2 separate regions of the Homo sapiens genome follow, and region 1 is linked to region 2. Evidence: chromatin loops called from intact Hi-C (ENCODE). Cell type or tissue: pancreas. All regions are shown on one strand. Links, peaks and the distances in the headings refer to the core of each region. The heading gives the core; the rest is flanking DNA.

What was found. A loop is a pair of places that touch in the nucleus more often than their neighbours do. Peaks named below come from ENCODE experiments on the same cell type or tissue, not always from the same donor. Only the 100,000 strongest peaks of a DNase experiment are listed, where the experiment ranks them.
Region 1: it touches region 2 in a loop (2.9-fold over the local background); 10 of 110 quality-filtered maps call a loop at or near these places.

Annotation. Positions count from the first base shown.
Region 1 is chr11:5,991,072-5,993,887 of GRCh38, reverse strand. It overlaps a transcript of OR56A3 not described here and the pseudogene KRT18P58. Among named protein-coding and RNA genes, the nearest start is that of OR52L1, 5.5 kb to the right of the region's middle. In pancreas, for the core only: a CTCF peak has its summit at 1,054 (motif pointing left); no DNase peak of the experiment used is centred there.
Region 2 is chr11:6,352,192-6,355,007 of GRCh38, reverse strand. No RefSeq gene overlaps it. Among named protein-coding and RNA genes, the nearest start is that of CAVIN3, 33 kb to the right of the region's middle. In pancreas, for the core only: a CTCF peak has its summit at 1,402 (motif pointing right); a DNase peak (open chromatin) is centred at 1,407; H3K27ac peaks cover 272 bases.

The sequences.
Region 1 (2,816 bases), core at 40-2,539, 360 kb after region 2:
TTCTGAGACATTAAGCCAGCAGAGGCAGAGTACCCTTTAGGGAGCAGGAGGCCAATAAAAAGTTCAGAAGTTAAAAAAAATGTTGGTTACATGTTAAAGTGATAATACTTTAGATATGCTGAGTAAAATAACATATTAAATTCATTTTTACATGTTTTCTTTTACTTTTTAAAGATGGCTACTAAAAATTTAAAATGACATGTGGTTTGCATTATATTAATATTTCTCTTATAGTCATTATAGGGCTGCTATAGAGTATAGGGAAAGTTATATTAGGCAAAATGGAAGGGCCAATTTGTATCTTCCAACCTATATACATTCTTATATTTACATTTAATTCTCACCTTTGAGAAACAGGTTTTTACATTCTCAGAAAAGAGAGGAAAACTGAGTCTAGGAGGGTCCAACACTCATTAGGAAAACTGCCATTGTTGATGAAAAAAATGGGTGAGGGTGGACTTCCTCAGAGTGTTAAAGAAAGAGTATCATCTTTCTAGAGATGGCTGTATTTGCTTTTTAACAGGCCTCCCACCATCTATGCTTGACTTCTTCTCATCCATTCTCATAGGATATTTTGCTAATGAGATTTTGATCATGTCTCAATCCTCTGCTTAAAATTCTTCATGGTGCTCCACGGCCTTTTGACATGGCCTAAAAGACCCAGCATGCTCCAGTTCCTGCTTAAACTCTAGGCTCAGTTCCTGAGTACTAAAATCGCAAATTTTAACAATCCTTTTAGGTCTTTGAAAATACCAAGGTCCCTTTCCTCCTGCTTCACAGGTTTGTATCCTCATCCTATCCCCACACCTCCCTTCACTTTTAACCAATTCTTATGGGCACTAACTTGAATAGGGAGGGCTTTCCCGAACTTCCCAGACTGGGAAGGTCCTATGTACTTAATATATGTCATCCCATGACTAGTGAAAACCTTTTTATCATATAGATATTTATGAACATCTAATAGACTACCTGGAATTGGTAGATACCTAATCTACCAATCTACCATCTGCTTATTTATTCCCAAGGAGATTGTGGCTACTAGGTGGAGTGGGAAGCTTCGCTCCACCTAGTGGAGAAGCTCTGTTATTTCAGTGGGAAGCTTGTTACTGGGTAACAGATGGGACCAAGGAAAAGATCTGCTTGGTGATGGAAAAATAAGATAGAGAAGGCCTCAGCCCATCTCATTGGGAACTTGCTGGGATGGACTGTTGGAGAAGCCCTATTTGTCCTACATGCACCATGGCAAGGGGGTTGAGGCCCTTGGGTTTGTCACAATCCTACAGAGGAGAGGCAAAATGCTCAACTCACCTGAGGCAGGCAGCATTTGTCTTTTTTCAGAAACACACTCTGAAGCAGAGATTTGCATGCCGGAAGTTTATTGAGAAACATACAGGAGAACAATGATTGTCAGGGAGTGAGAGGAGCAAAATGAAGCAGAAGAAGAAATTAAACTATGATCTAGTTTTCTCAGATGACTCAGCTAACCCAGTGGGACCTCTCAAGCTAGGATGACTCTTCAGTGTTGTTTAAGATTGAAGAAAGGGAGCCAAGATTTTGTATTCTTATATCAGCAGTCATTGGGTGTGAACTGCGTTGGAGAAGGAAAAGTAAACTATGGTGAGGGCTCTCTCTTTGGCCAAAGGGGAGTGACTTAGTTATGAACTTCCAGCAGGCGACACTCCTAGCATCTGAAAGAATGAGCACATTGAACAACAGCATCCACTAAATAATTTACTGGGGTCCAAGATTGTTCCGTGAGAATGAGAAGTCTGAGCTCACAGAGCAATGTGAAATTTCCCAGCTCACTGCATGAGGTTTCCTAGCACACTGTCAGGACATACAGGCTTACAGGTAATGACCAACATTGGACAGACACGGTCCACGTGGTTAGGTGCAGGAGCCACTCCCTGCTTGGCCTCTCTGTCCAATCACCTACCCCTGTGGGCTGTATCCTTAGCTCTGTGCCTTTCCAGCCAATCTGGGGGCTAACTTAGGCTTTGTGCAGGTTGTCTATGAGTCCTCTGGGACCTGCCAATTGGTAATAATATCCTGCTTGCCCAGTGGTGCTCACAGTCACCACCACTGCCCTGGGAAAGTATCAAGGATAAACTTTCCTTTCAGATGAAGATGACAGAAACAGTGACAAGTTGGTGCACAGGAATTCAGCAGTGGAAAATGAGGTCAGTTTCTGGGTTTACAGTTGGGGGAAGACTATGGCCAGCTGAATTCTGCCCTTCTCAGAGCCCTTGTGACAGGGGTTATTTCTCAGCTTGTGTAGTGTGGCTCTCCCAATACCTCTGGTCTGACACTTCTTAGTAGTCTTAAGCTTATTTCTCTGAGTTAGAATAGTTGTTCTCTCCTGGCCTGACTCCTCAAACAAACTTTCTCCTCCTGGCTTCTACCATTTAGATGCTAGTGGACATGGAGGCTCTTCTATGAAATGTGACCTGTCCCTCTCTCTTTAATCTCCTTGTTAACAGTGGCCTGGACTCTATGACAGTGGGGGAAAGGGAGAGAAAAGAATATAGATGGAAAATGATTAGGGGAGGGCTGAGAGCTAACCTGTGAGCCTGTGGACACCTACCAATGTCTTTAACCCTTCATGGTCAGCCTGAGGCATTCACAGGGCCATTTGGCATGGTCCTAGGTGGCATCCTCACCATATGTATTGCGTATGTAGATACAGCTGATTTGCTACCTTTACTCAAGTCTTGCCAGAGCTAGTACTCATGTTTCATATCTTTGGAAAATTTTAGCTGCATAGACCTTGAGGGATGCATTTGATGTCCTCTTTGATATTCAGAGACTGCTGTGCA
Region 2 (2,816 bases), core at 161-2,660:
GAGGGTTATTGCTAATCATCCCTGATGTATGTGGGCTGGGGCTGGAGTGGCCAAAGCCGGCCTTTTGGGGGACAACCCTGGGATTGCACCAATTAGCCCAGCAGGGCCCACTCCTCCTCATGAGACCTGGGCGCAGCTGTGGCCCCTCTCTGGACAAAGGGCACAGGGATGGAGCAGAAGGCAGAGCCCTGGAGATAAGAGGCTTCTCAGGGGAGCAGAGAGAGGGAAGCGGAAGACAGTTGGGTGGCCTGAGGGGACCTGCCCAGTTCTTGTTATGCTCACTAGGCCTTAATTAAAGACCTTTGGTCATGCAGCTCTTAGTGATGGTCAGGGTCCCTGAGGAATGGGGCTGATCAAGACTGTTAAAGGTCTAAACACATTAAAGATTATGTTTGGTTTCTACATGTTATTCAAAACAAAATGGTATAGGCCATAAAATAAATACAAAGAAAGTTAATAAAATGTATCCCACGATGGTCATACTGATGGCCTTTTGCAAATATTGAATTCTTTAAAAATTTGTTTTCCTGTTTTGTGGTTTCTGCTTTCATAATGCCATAGCTCTTTCTTATCAGCTTATTGAAGAATCCATCCCTGATGAGGGGTCTGAGGGAGGGTTCCTGTCAATGAAACTTGAATGAAAACTAGAGAAATCTGAGTCCTCAGCTCACGGAGAAGCAGAGTGAGGACCCCAATCATTGATGGGCTCAGTGAGGACCCTGGTTACTGAGGGGCCTGAGTGAGGGTCCCTGGGAGGCCTGTGAAGGAGACTGTGGTCACTGAGGGGGCTGAGCTGAGGCACTGTTGTTGAGGTGTCTCAGAGAAGGTCCTTAGTTACTGAAAACTGGGGTGAGGGTAGGCTCTGGTCCATGACGAGCCTAAACATGATGCTCTGGTCATTGGGGACCTGTGGAAAAATCCCTGATCACTGAGGGGTCTGAGTCAAGGGCCCTACTTACTAAGGGCCTGGGTGGAGACATCTGGTCACCAAAGCCTGAAGGAGAGGGTCCTGTCACAAATTCTTACAGGTGATCAGAGGTTTCTGAGTGAGAGGCTCTATTACTGAGAGGGACAAGGAGGATGCTTGTGTCACTGACTTAGGGTGACCAGCTCCTGATGAAACTGAGGGTGGGGTCCCTGGCTCTCAGAGGGTTGAAGAAAGGGCTCTGGACACTGAGACATGACTGAGGGTATTCGGTCAACGGGAAGTATAAATGAGGGGCTTTCCCTAGCAAGCATGGGCTCACATAGGTGGGACAAACTGCCCAATGTGGGATCTGGTAGCTGAGATTTCACGGCAGGGTTAAACCACAGTGGTCCTTAATTCTTCCTCCCTCTTCCTCCTTCGGCCTGACCTGCAGGTCTTCTAGATACCAGTAGATGGCACTGCAACCTCACATGTGGAGGGGGCAGCTGGCTTAGGTCCCAAGGTGGGTCCCAAGTGCAAGCAGGTGAGAAGTGAGAGAGGAAATTAGTTGCCCTTCTGACCAGATTCCCTGGAGTCAGGGGAGAATCAGGCTTGACAGCTTAGATCCCCTAAGCACAGCCACCTAGAGGCCAAATCCTGTTATCACAGACCAACTAGTTCCAAATGCACTGTGACTTTTTATGTTGGATTCATTCATACGTTTTTTTTTCCAGCAAGTGTACATCCAATATATGATAGAATTTGAGTTAGGTGCTGAGGATACAAGGGTGATTAAGCAAGGTCACTATTTTTAGAAGCTCATGGTGTCAGAGGTGAAAATTAATATAAATAAAATAATTACAATAAATGTGATAAGGATTGAAGAACAAGGATATGCACAATGCTTTGGAGGCCCAGGGAAGGTCTGAATATACAGTTTAAGGAGGTTGTGAAAGTGTGAGGAGGAAGAGGTGACATTGAAACAGGGTCTCAAAGCATGAACAGGGATTTTGTTTGTGAGGCACACATGAGGGAAGGTATCTGGGGCAGGAGCAAATGTGTGAGTAAGGATGTGGGGTGTGTGAGAGAGCCTGGGGTGTCAAGGGATCTCCATGCGGTCCAAAACATCTAGGAAATATGGAACACTATAGGGGTGGGCTGGGAGGATGGTGAGGAGGAGGAATGACATATAGATATGGGGGAAGATCATTAAGAATCTTATACCCATATTTAATTTAAGGCTTTGGTCGTGGTTCTTAAACGGATAAAAAATCAGGAGAATTTTCTACAGGCAGATGAAATATTCTGGTTTCTGTTTAATTACTTTGGTAGCCAAGTTGTAATTAGAGGAGGGATGGACTGCAGGCAGAGACCCAACTAGGCAACCAAGTTAGAATTTATGAGAGTTAAATAAAGAAGGATGTTGCAGAAAAGAAAACAGATCTGAGGGGTGTTTAGGAGGGAGGATGAGCAGGATTTTGTGTCAAAATAGACATGAAAAGTAAGGGAGAACGAGGAATGTAGAAAAATAATAAATGTTAACATTTATTAAACATTTAACATCTGTAATACTTTATCTCAATAATCATAACAGCACTCTCTAAGGTAGGAAATATTACCCCTATTTTCGGATGAGGCAACTGGAGCTCACAGAGGCTACATGATTTGTCTAAGACCACACAGCTAGTTCTGTCCCCTGCCTGGTTTTCCTATGTTAAACCTTTTCTCTCTCCAGATTCCCCTCCAGAGTGAGATTTAGGAAATCCTTCCTTAAAATCCTCCAGCGGCTCCCTATTGTGTACTTCACAGTTGCATCAACCTTTCTCCACCTCATTCTAAAGATCAGGCAGGTAGGACTGCTGGCAACTCCCCAAAGTGCTAACCTTCCTTGCCTGTGTGCACTTTTCTA